3 separate regions of the Homo sapiens genome follow, and regions 1 and 3 are each linked to region 2. A link is a contact called in ENCODE Hi-C or POLR2A ChIA-PET data. All regions are on one chromosome and are shown on one strand. The core of a region is the stretch at or near the end of the contact, and the rest is flanking DNA. Distances in the headings are between cores, read along the strand shown. Region 1 holds the start of ARL8B (ARF like GTPase 8B). Region 2 has its middle 80 kb from the start of MIR4790. Region 3 overlaps EDEM1 (ER degradation enhancing alpha-mannosidase like protein 1).

Region 1 (3,800 bases), core at 800-3,299, 210 kb before region 2:
AACCCCGTCTCTACTAAAAATACAAAAAATTAGCCGGGCGTGGTGGCGGACGCCTGTAGTCCCAACTACTCGGGAGGCTGAGGCAGGAGAATGGTGTGAACCCGGGAGGCGGAGCTTGCAGTGAGCCGAGATCGCATCACTGCACTCCAGCCTGGGCGACAGAGCGAGACTCCGTCTCAAAAAAAAAAAAAAAAAAAAGAAAGAAACAACAAACGACCAACATTAACGTTAAAATAGAGATCACAAGACTGACAGAACAGACTCTTTGTGACAATTAGATACCAAATTATAAACAGGACCTAAGGCCATACTAGGCAAGAGTTAAATGACTAAGTGCAAGGTTTCTCTTTTTCTCTACCAGCTAAACCAGCACTGGCCTGGAGATAAACACAATTAAAACAGTTACAACTCTCTGCCAGATGCAGGCTAACTGACCTGTTCCACAAGCCTAACTATGGCTTTGATTAGACAAGAGACTGATTTCTGTAACTTTCTCCTGTTAAGAGACAACTAACCATGCATCCATGCATTGGTTCTGGCTGGCTTTTTCTTTTCTTTCTTTCTTTTTTTTTTTTTTGAGATGAAGTCTCGCTCTGTCACCCAGGCTGGCGTGCAGTGGCATGACCTCGGTCACTGCAACCTCTGCCTCCCGGAGTCAAGCGATTCTCCTGCCTCAGCCTCCAGCATAGCTGGGATTACAGGCGCGTGCCACCATGTCCCGCTAATTTTTGTATTTTTAGTAGAGACGGGGTTTCACCATGTTGGTCGGGCTGGTCTTGAACTCCCAACCTGAGGTGATCTGCCCGCCTTGACCTCCCAAAGTGCTGGGATTACAGGCATGAGCCACTGCACCCGGCCTGGGCTAATTTTTTGTATCTTTAGTAGAGACGGGGTTTCACCTTGTTGGCCAGGCTGGTCTCAAACTCCTGACCTCCTGATCCACCTGCCTCAGCCTCTCAAAGTGTTTGGATTACAGGCTGTGAGCCACCGCGCCCAGCCCAGTTCTGGCTGGTTTTACAGAGGCCAAGCACTTCAATACCTTTCCCGTCCCTGATTCACTTTCTGATGTGGAGGGCCTGATTATAATACTTTTACTTTATTTATTTTTTAATTGTTGTTTTTTGAGACGAGGGTCTCACTCTATCACCCAGGCTGAAGTGCAGTGGCATGATCTCAGCTCACTGCAACCTTCGCCTCCTGGGTTCACACAATTCTCCCACCTCGGCTTCCCAAGCAGCTGAGGCTACAGGTGCATGCCACCACGTTCGGCTAATTTTGTATTTTTAGTAGAGATGGGGCTTCACCATGTTGGTCAGGCTGGTCTCAAACTCCTGACCTCAGGTGATCTGCCCACCTTTGCCTCCCAAAGTGCTGGGATTACAGGCATGAGCCACCGCGCCCTGCCTGATTATAATACATTTAAATGTTAAGTCGCCACCCCAAATGAACATAGGTCATATGCAACATACAGATTTGTTCACTATGTGTGTAAGACCACCTTCATACATATTAATAGCTCCTTCCATAAGTTAAATATGTTTACTTGGCCAACTCCTCAATATAAATTCTTGTTGCACCCTTCCCTCTCTCAAAGTGCTTACTTTTGTTTTTTTTGGCCCGAGGCTGCACGTCCTGCCTACAGCTTATAATCCCCTTCTTAAGAAATAATGCTCTCCTTTCTAAATTTATAAACGGTGTCATTTTTAAGTTAACACTATCTTTTGCTACTACCAAAAATGTAGGACAGGAATTTTTATTCCACGCCAACTCTTCCAGAGTCTTGAAGTCTTCCTGCAGATTGTTAATGAACAATTATAGCAAAAAATGAATGAATGAATTAACGAATGTATAAGTGGATGAATGACGAATGAACCAACAATGAATGAATGTAGAGAAAGCCTCAAGGGGGCCCGAGGGTACGCTGTGCTGCGGAGCATGCCCACCAGGTGGCGATGCCAGCGGCGGGCGGGCCTGGCCGGATTGGCCGCGCCGCTCTTGCCGTGGGTGCCGACGGCGGCGCCGGGACGGGCGTGGGGGGTAGGGCGAGTCATATGATCCGCTCGGCTTCCTGGGTCTGGCTGCTGCCGCCCGCCGGTGTCCGCCCGTGTCGCGCCGGGGCACCAAGGAGCCGTTGGAGGGTCCGGGCGGAGGCCCGCTCGTGTGGAAGTCGTCGACGCCGCCGCTCGTCCGTCCTCCCGTCCGTTCTCGCTCCCGGCCGCCATCATGCTGGCGCTCATCTCCCGCCTGCTGGACTGGTTCCGTTCGCTCTTCTGGAAGGAAGAGATGGAGCTGACGCTCGTGGGGCTGCAGTACTCGGGCAAGACCACCTTCGTCAATGTCATCGCGGTGAGCGCCCGCCCACTCACTCGCCCGGGGCTCCGCAGCCAGGAGTCCGGCCCGGCGCTTCTCCAAGGCCTGAGTTGGGGCCCCCCTCGGCGCGATGGGACTGATGGCGGGGGGCGTGCGAAGCTGGGCCTGTCATCTCCCGAGGGCCAGCATTTGGAATTTCCCGCGTGTTGGCGGCGCGGGGAGTAGCACTGAGATCGGCAGCGGAAGGGTTAAGTCAGTGTAGACATTTTCCAAGGGCTGTGTCCTCAACGCCGCGGGGGCTCGGAAAGAGTTAAATTGAACTCGTCACATTTTTAAAGCGCTTGGGGATTGGGGTTTCCCTTGGGTTTGCCCAGTAGGGGCAGCCAAAGAGTTAAGTCCAGTCTGTCACTTTCCCAAAGGGTGGGATTTGGCAAATCCGTCAGCCGTACGAGAAAGCGTAAGCATTAAGAGCCTCTCTTAAGTTGCCACTTTGGACCAATAGACCCATTGTGAAAGCGGGAGACCAGTGTGAGCGCCTTCCTGAATTCTGTGGGCCGCTGGTCCCATCTAATTCAGTTACTTGTTTTCACCCGTCCCCCAGGCGCGGAGACCAAGCTCATTGCTGAGCTCCAGCTAGCCCACAATACATAGTATTTATTAAGCTAAGAGTTAATTGTCTTAAGCGACTAGATAAGATGGATCTGCAGTTAGCATAAAGTTAACTACCCTGCGAAAGAGGAGTTGGTCTTTAAATGGTGTTTTTCACTTGAAGAGAAAAGAAGGTACTGGGCAGGAACATAGCTTAGCAGGCCTAGGGAATGGGTGGAAGGAAAATTGCACTGAGGACTTACATAGAATGTGGTGTTTGTTCAGCAATGATTGAGTAGAAAGGTGATTGTTTCGTTTTGCTTGTTTGGTTGGTTGGGAAATAAATAGGAGTGAAAGATTTCGCCTCGATCTTTATTTAGAGCCCAAGAGTTGTTGTGACTCAGTTTTAGCTGGTAGTGGCTTGTACACGCCAGGGGAGTTTTAGAACTGTTCTGAAGAGAGATGGCAGCAGTTCTTCCACCTTTTCGATGACTGTTGAAATCCTGAAGATTAGCTGTCCGACTGGTTAGGTTACACAAGATGATTCAAACACAGCTTTCATGTTTGAGAAAATAGGTAACTTGTGATTCTTAGTCCTTGCACTAATAAAGCAACAGGAATGAGTAAGTCTTGGAGAAAAAGAGATTAGCAGAAACCCCAAAGTCCTTTGAAGAATGATGTATATAAGGAAGATTTACCTGCTTGTTGTTCGGCTCCTTTTCTAGTAGTATTATTATTAATTTTTTTTCTTGAGACGGAGTCTCGCTTTGTCCCCCAGGCTGGAGTGCAGTGGCGAGATCTCAGCTCACTGCAACCTCCACCTCCCAGGTTCAAGCGATTTTCCTGCCTCCACCTCCTGCGTAGCTGGGATTACAGACGTCCTCCACCACGCCCGGCTAATT
Region 2 (4,431 bases), core at 1,450-3,949:
TGAACTCATCGTTTTTCATGGCTGCATAGTATTCCATGGTGTATATGTGCCACATTTTCTTAATCCAGTCTATCATTGATGGACATTTGGGTTGGTTCCAAGTCTTTGCTATTGTGAATAGTGCTGCAATAAACATACGTGTGCATGTGTCTTTGTAGCAGCATGATTTATAATCCTTTGGGTATATACCCAGTAATGGGATGGCTGGGTCAAATGGTATTTCTAGTTCTAGATCCTTGAGGAATCGCCACACTGTCTTCCAGAATGGTTGAACTAGTTTACAGTCCCACCAACAGTGTAAAAGCGTTCCTATTTCTCCACATCCTGTCCAGCACCTGTTGTTTCCCGACTTTTTAAAATTTAGATCAATATCCCTGAAGAACATCAATGCAAAAATCCTCAATAAAATACTGGCAACCGAATCCAGCAGCACATCAAAAAGCTTATCCACCATGATCAAGTGGGCTTCATCCCTGGGATGCAAGACTGGTTCAACATATGCAAATCAATAAATGTAATCCAGCATATAAACAGAACCAAAGACAAAAACCACATGATTATCTCAATAGAGGCAGAAAAGTCCTTTGACAAAATTCAACAGCACTTCATGCTAAAAACTCTCAATAAATTTCGTATTGATGGGATATCTCTAAATAAGAAGAGCTATTTATGACAAACCCACAGCCAATATTATACTGAATGGGCAAAAACTGGAAGCATTCCCTTTGAAAACTGGCACAAGACAGGGATGCCCTCTCTCACCACTCCTATTCAACGTAGTGTTGGAAGTTCTGGCCAGGGCAATCAGGCAGGAGAAAGAAATAGAGGGTATTCAATTAGGAAAAGAGGAAGTCAAATTGTCTCTGTTTGCAGATGATGTAATTGTATATTTAGAAAACCCCATCATCTCAGCTCCAACTCTCCTTAAGCTGATAAGCAACTTTAGCAAAGTCTCAGGATACAAAATCAATGTGCAAAAATCACAAGCTTTTCTATACACCAATAACAGACAAACAGAGAGCCAAATTATGAGTGAACTCCCATTCACAATTGCTTCAAAGAGAATACAATACCTAGGAATCCAACTTATAAGGGACATGAAGGATCTCTTCAAGGAGAACTACAAACCACTGCTCAATGAAATAAAAGAGGACACAAACAAATGGAAGAACATTCCATGCTCATGGATAGGAAGAATCAATATGGTGAAAATGGCCATACTGCCCAAGGTAATTTATAGATTCAATGCTAGCCCCATCAAGCTACCAATTACTTTCTTCACAGAATTGGAAAAAACTACTTTAAAGTTCATATGGAACTAAAAAAGAGCCCACATTGCCATGACAATCCTAAGCCAAAAGAACAAAGCTGGAGGCATCATGCTACCTGACTTCAAACTATACTACAAGGCTACAGTAACCAAAACAACATGGTACTGGTACCAAAACAGAGATATAGACCAACGGAACAGAACAGAGCCCTCAGAAATAATACCACACATCTACAACCATCTGATCTTTGACAAACCTGACAAAAACAAGAAATGGGGAAAGGATTCCCTATTTAATAAATGGTGCTGGGAAAACTGGCTAGCCATATGTAGAAAGCTGAAACTGGATCCCTTCCTTACACCTCATACAAAAATTAATTCAAGATGGATTAAAGACTTAAATGTTAGACCTATAACCATAAAAACCCTAGAAGAAAACCTAGGCAATACCATTCAGGACATAGGCATGGGCAAGGACTTCATGTCTAAAACACCAAAAGCAATGGCAACAAAAGCCAAAATTGACAAATGGGATCTAATTAAACTAAAGAGCTTCTGCACAGCAAAAGAAACTACCATCAGAGTGAACAGGCAACCTAGAGAATGGGAGAAAATGTTTGCAATCTACTCATCTGACAAAGGGCTAATATCCAGAATCTACAATGAACTCAAACAAATTTACAAGAAAAAAACAAACAACCCCATCAGCAAGTGGGCGAAGGATATGAACAGACACTTCTCAAAAGAAGTCATTTATGCAGCCAACAGACACATGAAAAAATGCTCATCATCACTGGCCATCAGAGAAATGCAAATCAAAACCACAATGAGATACCATCTCACACCAGTTAGAATGGGGATCATTAAAAAGTCAGTGTCGTCTCTTTAAAAGTTCTTCAGGCTCAGTGACAGCAGGGGCCTTTGTTTCACCCCACCCCTCCTTCCCTAGTATATAGCTCAATGACAATCAGGCTTCAAAGACCCCTTTCCCTGGGAGTCAGCTCATCTAATTATATGTGAGTTTCCTTCATTTAACCTCAGCCAATCAATTTCTAATTTGCAAAATGAGTAGATGGGACTAGTTCGTTTCCACATTCCTTTCCAATACCATCTTTCTAATAAATCCTGGCTGAACTGAGTTGACTTTGCCCCACTGGATTGCGAATTCCTCAATAACTTAGAGCATCTCTGTATAGTTATCCAACCCAATCGCCTAACAGGATCAGCTACACACAGTAAGTTTTCAACGAAGGTTTATTAACCTCAGCAGGAACAACAAACACTTCTGGGTAAAATTACATATAGGATCCATTATGAGAGAAGACTATGTGAATCAATGAGTAAGTCCAATTTACATCAGCGAGTCCCACGCCTAACCCACTTCTGTTTGTATAAACTTGCTGTGAGACTTCAACTGCTTTAAAACAATCTCCTTATGGCTCAGTGAATGAGTCAGGATTTCTGGGGACCTGATGCACAAAATCACGATCAAAGCTGGTTGGTGAGTCACATCCTTCATGAATGATCACTCCTGGGCAGGAACATATACAGTCTCCCCCCGATCCCCACCCACTGTTGCTCAGTATCTCCTCTACCTGGTCAGAGCCAAGGGTCACAGAGACATTGGCTGGAGACAAGAGTAGAGATCACAAGAGGACTGAACCAGAAGCCGGCTCCATGGGACATTCTTTCTATTGCTTCGTCTTGGGTAGGAAAGGTCAGTCACACTGGATATCCTGGTGCAGGTACTTTTTGTTCCCCTCCTGTATCAGTCCATTTTCACATTGCTGTAAAGAACTTCCTGAGACAAAACTTCCTGAGACTGGGTAATGTATAAAGGAGAGAGGTTTAATTGACTTACAGTTCCACATAGCTGGGGAGGCCTCAGGAAACTTACAATCATGGAGAAACTTGAAGGGGAAGCAGGCACCTTCTTTTTTTTTTTTTTGACGGAGTCTCGCTCTGTCGCCCAGGCTGGAGTGCGGTGGCGCGATCTCGGCTCACTCCAAGCTCCGCCTCCCGGGTTCCCGCCATTCTCCTGCCTCAACCTTCCGAGTAGCTGGGACTACAGGCGCACACCGCCACGCCCAGCTAATTTTTTGTATTTTTAGTAGAGATGGGATTTCACCGTGTTAGCCAGGGTGGTCTCGATCTCCTGACCTCGTGATCCGCCCACCCCGGCCTCCCTAAGTGCTGGGATCACAAGCGTGAGCCACCGCTCCCGGCCGCAGGCACCTTCTTTACAAGACGGCCGGACAGAGAGAGTGGGAAGGAGGAACTGCCAAACACTTATAAACCGTCAGATCTCCTGAGAATTCCCTCACCATCACGGGAACAGCATGGGGGAAGCTGCCCCAGTGATCCAATCGCCTCCCTCCAGGTCCCTCCCTCGACACGTGGGAATTACAGTTTGAGATGAGATTTGGGTGGAGACACAGAGCCAAACCATACCACCTCCACTATTTGTGAAGATTGGTTATGATGAGGCTTCTGCCATGGAAATGTTAACATTTGACTCCAGTGTTGCTGACGTTTTGAAATAAAGTTTTTGCAAGCGGTGCAACACATCATTTTCCTTATACACCTGCTGGCATCATTACATTCCCTGGTCAGGAACCAGGAGGTTCACATGACCTACAGTACTGGATCTTTAACCATCTAACTACCTAATTCCTTAGTCCTTTCTGTCCAGGACTCCCAGTTGCATATTCTCTGTGGAAATTACATTCTCATTCTCCCTTCTACCTGAATTCCTACCTGCCTGCCCCCTTCTTCTCCTCTTTACTTCCTTTCTTTCTTTATCTGCTATTGATAGTACTTGGAGCTGCTGATACAATTTAGACACTACCCAGGCTTTCAAGGAATTCCTGCTTTCTGCTGTTGCCATGAGCTGAAATTCTTTTTCATCTTTACTTATCCAAAGCTGCTGGGAGGTAGCTCAAAGTCTAACCCAACTAAGAACACAGTCATTTATTCACTTATTTGTTTACTAACTTAATATTTGTGGAGCACCCACTCTGTGTTAGCCTGTGCCAGATGTTTGCTGTTCAGGTAGGAAAAAAGGTTCCTGTTTGCAGGGAGCTTACATTACACAGAGAAAAAAGATAAAAATTAGATAAAATATCCAATATCAGCGGTGGTTCCAGAATCTCTACATCAAA
Region 3 (4,406 bases), core at 1,421-3,920, 130 kb before region 2:
CCATTAGGGTGATCCGAGGAGCAGATGAAGTGCTTTGGGATATGATGGAAGACTGCAGATATCAATGCATCTTGCTGGAAATAAAACTGGAGCTTTTTTGCTTTGGTTGCTAATAAAATCTTTAAACAGTTGTCTTATGTCTTCTCTTACTATCATTTTTTCCAAGCTTCTGCACTTATTTTCTGGATTTTTGGGAATGGGACAAATAAATAAATGAAGTCCCCAGAATTTCTCAAACTGTCCTTTATTTTACTAGTTCTTCATCCCTATTCTCCCAGATGTATTAGTTTTTTTGTTGTTGACTTTTTTGTAAAGTGTTACAAAGACATACCACAGTGCCTGAGGAGCTTCACCCTTGTCATCCTGAAGTTGGTTTCTTAAGGTTGTTTCAGAATGGAAAATTGGTGTAGATTATGGGGTGAGAGGTGTGTGGCAGAAACGTTTATGTAGCTCCAGTCAAGAAGTGAGAAAGGCCTCAATTCCTGCCTAGGTTCATGTTAAATGATATCTCAGAATTAACGGAAATAATCAAGACCCTTTGGATGAGTTATTAATGAAGAAATGGTGTAAAGAAGTTAATTTATACCCCCAACCATAGGGCAGATGAGTAATATTGACACTGTCAATTAATGTATTTACTTCTTTTTGTGTGTAATATAGGCTGTGGTGTCTAATTTCTGTATTAAAGTATTACAGGTGGGTCGTATGACAAGGGCTCTTCTTTAGTTCCTAATGATTGTGAAATCAGAGCTTTTTAAAGTTGGACAGGACCAAGGAGATTGTCTATGGTGATAAACCTGAATCTCAGAGAGGAGATGACTCACTGCCTCCTGACTTCCTGTGAGCATTCTTTCCACTCTGGTACAAGTGTGTCTCCACAGTTCTGTGACTTGATTCTACTTATGGACACCATAGAAAGTGTTACTTTGGGGGTAGAAAGACCTTTGCTGTATTAATTCACCCATAATTAGTTCCTGAATAAATAAGAGTTGCTGGCAATTATAGTTTCTGATGGGTGTTTACTTTTATTGTCTTCTCTTTTGAAATAAAGTCTTTTTGTTGAATTTTAATTTTCTTTTTCAGTTCAAATCTGAACATCAATGATGTACTAGGGAACTACTCATTGACTCTTGTTGATGCATTGGATACACTTGCAGTAAGTGTTCACCTTTTTTTAAAAAAATGAATTAAGATGTTTTAGAGTTGATTATCCCTAGTTCCCTCCAGCAGTGGGAATTCCAGGGAGCCTGATAAGTCAAAATGTATCATTAGCTTTGATAACTGTTATTTATTTTAATGACCTTAATGGGGAGAACAAGAAAAGTGTTGAAGGTTAAATGAGGGGAAATGTGATTCCATTAAAAAAAGGAGAAGGAATGTACGATTGATTTTAGGGAACCTATTTTTTTTTAACCAGTTTCTATCTTATTCCCTAAAAGAACCCATAATGAAGCTCATTAATATTGATAATTATAGTCGTTGCTATTCCAGGAGTAAAAGAGAGAAGATCTAAGGGTTGGCAGGTACCCTGAAATGTCATCTAGCCACTGGCTCCCCCAGGAGCAAGTTGGAGCCCTAGCGCCCATCCTTATGTGGGGCTCCCTAGAAACCCTTCTCTTTTATTTGCCACTTCCTGTTTTGTGGACACTCCATGCCTGAGCTGCCAACGTGGGTGCTGGCATTACTGCCTCATCCTGTGGTTTTGCTCATTGACTCTGGAGAACTAGAGGCCTTTGAGCAGATATGCAGAAGCACCTTGAAGGCAGTGTGGCACTCAGTACATGGTGCCATGTCTGTGTGCTTCATCTGCTTCACCTTTTGCCATTAAAGCAGTTTCCAGGGGACTGTATTCCAGCATAGTGTTGTTTTAAAATCTTCTTAGTTAAGGTGATTTTTACAACCTCTTTGCTTTCCTTCATTGTCCAGCAAGTCTTTACCATGAGAAATATCTTATTGCAGTCTAGCCCAAATGTTGTACTTTTATTTATTCTTGTTTCTTTTAACATGCCATAGAAGAGTTTAAAGCTGTCTGTTAGGAGATAGAATTGGGGCCGGGCGCAGTGGCTCACGCCTGTAATCCCAGCACTTAGGGCGGTTGAGGTGGGAGGATCAGCTGAGGTCAGGAGTTTGAGACCAGCCTGACCAACATGGTGAAACCCCTTCTCTACTAAAAGTACAAAAATTAGCTGGGCATGGTGGCGGGCGCCTGTGGTCCCAGCTCTTCAAGAGGCTGAGGCAGGAGAAATGCTTGAACCCAGGAGTCAGAGGTTGCAGTCAGCTGAGATTGCGCCACTGCACTGTAGCCTGGGCAACAGAGTGAGACTCCATCTCTGGAGACACACACACACACACACACACAAGAATTGGGTAATGTGCTAGCCAAGTTTGCATTATGATTGTCTAGTATCTTGCTAGTAGTAGAATTACCAGAACTTGGAAAGAGCTTGAGAGATCATTCTACGTCCTCATTTTATAAATAAGTAGTAGAAATAGGACTAGGCCCTTGGTCTAATAGGAAATCTGGGGTACTGATTTAGTATAATTTAAATTACAAAGCAACTTAGTTTCCCAATATCTCCTTCTGAAGTTATTGCTGCTCTGTTTCAGTCATTTACCATCACTGATCAAAATGTGCCCAGACAAGTATGTTCGACCTTAGAGCTAATTTGTTGATGATACCAGAGGCTGACTCAGCCTACAAGTGTTGCTTAAAGGAAACGTCCTAAGACTCAATGTATAGCTCATGAAAGCCTACTCCTTGTCCCTGAGAGCTTTGTCATCGTCGTCGTCTTTTCTTTTCTTTTCTTTTCTTTTTTTTTTTTTTGAGAGAGTCTCGCTCTGCCGCCAGGCTGGAGTGCTGTGGCGTGATCTTGGCTCACTTCAACCTTCAGCTCCTGGGTTCGAGTGATTCGCCTGCCTCAGCCTCCCGAGTAGCTGGCTTTTTTTTTTTTTTTTTTCCCCATTTTGTTTTTTTATCCCTCCATCTTGCCTGCTATTCTGTTGTTCACCATACTCTCCCCCACACTTAATGGTGTCTGGTGCACAGTAGCAGTGCAAATGTTTGTTCAAAAAATGAATTCTGACTAATGAAGCATTTCCCAACACAGATTCCAAAGATACTTACTCCCTGAAAGAAGAGTTCTGTTTCTAAATGAACTTGAGAAATTCCGTATGTCTGGTCCCACTATTAGAGAGCCACAGTGCCCATCAGCATTTTAAAGACTCTGAGAAGTCCTACAGTCAAACAAACAAACCCATTTAGCTCCTCTGTCCCATTCAGCCATTTTCAAACATTAGTGTGATTTCAGAACATAGTCACTCAGGATTCTATAGCTATCTGACCATAATGATAAACTACAATAAGTAAGAGCTGTTGACTTCCTTCACCTTCCTCACTTGATTTGAGCTCCTGTCAGCACCTGCAGCTTCACCAGATATTGTTGCTGGTAAACATCTGTAAGGAAACAGACTCATCTCTGTGGTTTTCATTGTAGAATATCCGGCCTTTAGTGCTTCAGGCTTATTTTTCAGGTGTTACTTCTGTTGAAGTTTTCCTTTTCTTTTGCTAACATTTAAACAGGCTTTAACAGATGTGCTAGGGAAACACTGTGAAGATAGCAGTCCCCTGACCATTGGATGCAACTTGCAGCATTATTGCATCATCTTCTAAAAAGAAAGAACTGAAAGCTAGAAATGTCTGTACTTACTCTGTAGGTTACAGCAAAATAACGATGAGGTGGAAAAAATGTAGTTAGGCACAGCTTGGTTTTATACATTGTAGGGAGACATGAGACATCAATCAGTATGTGTAAGATGTACATTGGTTCAGTCCAGAAAAGTGAGACAACTTGAAGTGCTGGGGGTGGGGTGAGGGGGCACTTCCAAGTCACAGGCAGATAAAAGACAAATGGTTACATTTTTTTTGTCTTTTTTTTTTGAGACAGAGTCTTGCTGTGTTGCCCAGGCTGGAGTGCAGTGGTGAGATCTCGGCTCACTGCACCCTCCACCTTCCCAGGGGTTCAAGCAGTTCTTGTGCCTCAGCCTCCCGAGTAGCTGGGATTACAGGCATGCGCCACCACGCCTGGCTAATTTTTTGTATTTTTAGTAGAGACAAGGTTTTGCCATGTTGGCCAGGCTGGTTTTGAACTCTTGGCCTGAAGTGATCCGCTCGCTTTGGCCTCCCTAAGTATGGGCTTACAGACCTGAGCCACCGTGTCCAGCCGGTTGACTCTCTGATTAGCCTTTCACGGAATATACAGTTTACCTGTGACAAAGGTAGAGGAATAGTCACTTATGCCTTTGTCTGGCTTAGTGAATCTGCAGTTTTACATAAACAGTAGGGCAGAGGAAGCAATCAGATATGCATTTTTCTTAGGTGAGCAGAGGGATGACTGAGTTCTGTCCTT

Evidence for each region. A loop is a pair of places that touch in the nucleus more often than their neighbours do. ChIA-PET counts read pairs that join two places held with the same protein, here RNA polymerase II (POLR2A). Pooled maps may share reads with other maps.
Region 1: a loop to region 2 is called in a pooled map, with 8 times the contacts of the local background. The contact joins the promoter of ARL8B here to the enhancer-like site in region 2. A Hi-C loop is called at or near these places in 6 of 50 pooled maps. POLR2A ChIA-PET finds 5 or more read pairs at or near these places in 3 of 52 experiments (H1, HEK293T and activated CD4-positive, alpha-beta T cell).
Region 3: a loop to region 2 is called in a pooled map, with 6 times the contacts of the local background. The contact joins two enhancer-like sites. A Hi-C loop is called at or near these places in 7 of 50 pooled maps. POLR2A ChIA-PET finds 5 or more read pairs at or near these places in 3 of 52 experiments (OCI-LY7, activated CD4-positive, alpha-beta T cell and activated naive CD4-positive, alpha-beta T cell).

The regions. Positions count from the first base shown.
Region 1 is chr3:5,120,243-5,124,042 of GRCh38, forward strand. It overlaps ARL8B (ARF like GTPase 8B), which reads left to right and starts at 2,050. Exons shown (of 7, transcript NM_018184.3): 1 at 2,050-2,346. The coding sequence starts at 2,224. It overlaps LOC124906212 (a long non-coding RNA gene), which reads left to right and starts at 2,817. Exons shown (of 2, transcript XR_007095800.1): 1 at 2,817-3,474. RefSeq lists a silencer at 1,856-2,115.
Region 2 is chr3:5,327,857-5,332,287 of GRCh38, forward strand. It overlaps the pseudogene LOC124906205. Among named protein-coding and RNA genes, the nearest start is that of MIR4790, 80 kb to the left of the region's middle. RefSeq lists an enhancer at 2,320-3,519. Within about 2 kb of position 2,700, at least 2 of the 41 ENCODE cell types and tissues checked have a DNase peak (open chromatin) inside an H3K27ac peak, as active enhancers do.
Region 3 is chr3:5,194,126-5,198,531 of GRCh38, forward strand. EDEM1 (ER degradation enhancing alpha-mannosidase like protein 1) reads left to right here. Exons shown (of 12, transcript NM_014674.3): 2 at 1,084-1,156. Among named protein-coding and RNA genes, the nearest start is that of EDEM1, 8.6 kb to the left of the region's middle. RefSeq lists enhancers at 425-494, 895-964, 3,527-3,706. Within about 2 kb of position 2,671, at least 15 of the 41 ENCODE cell types and tissues checked have a DNase peak (open chromatin) inside an H3K27ac peak, as active enhancers do.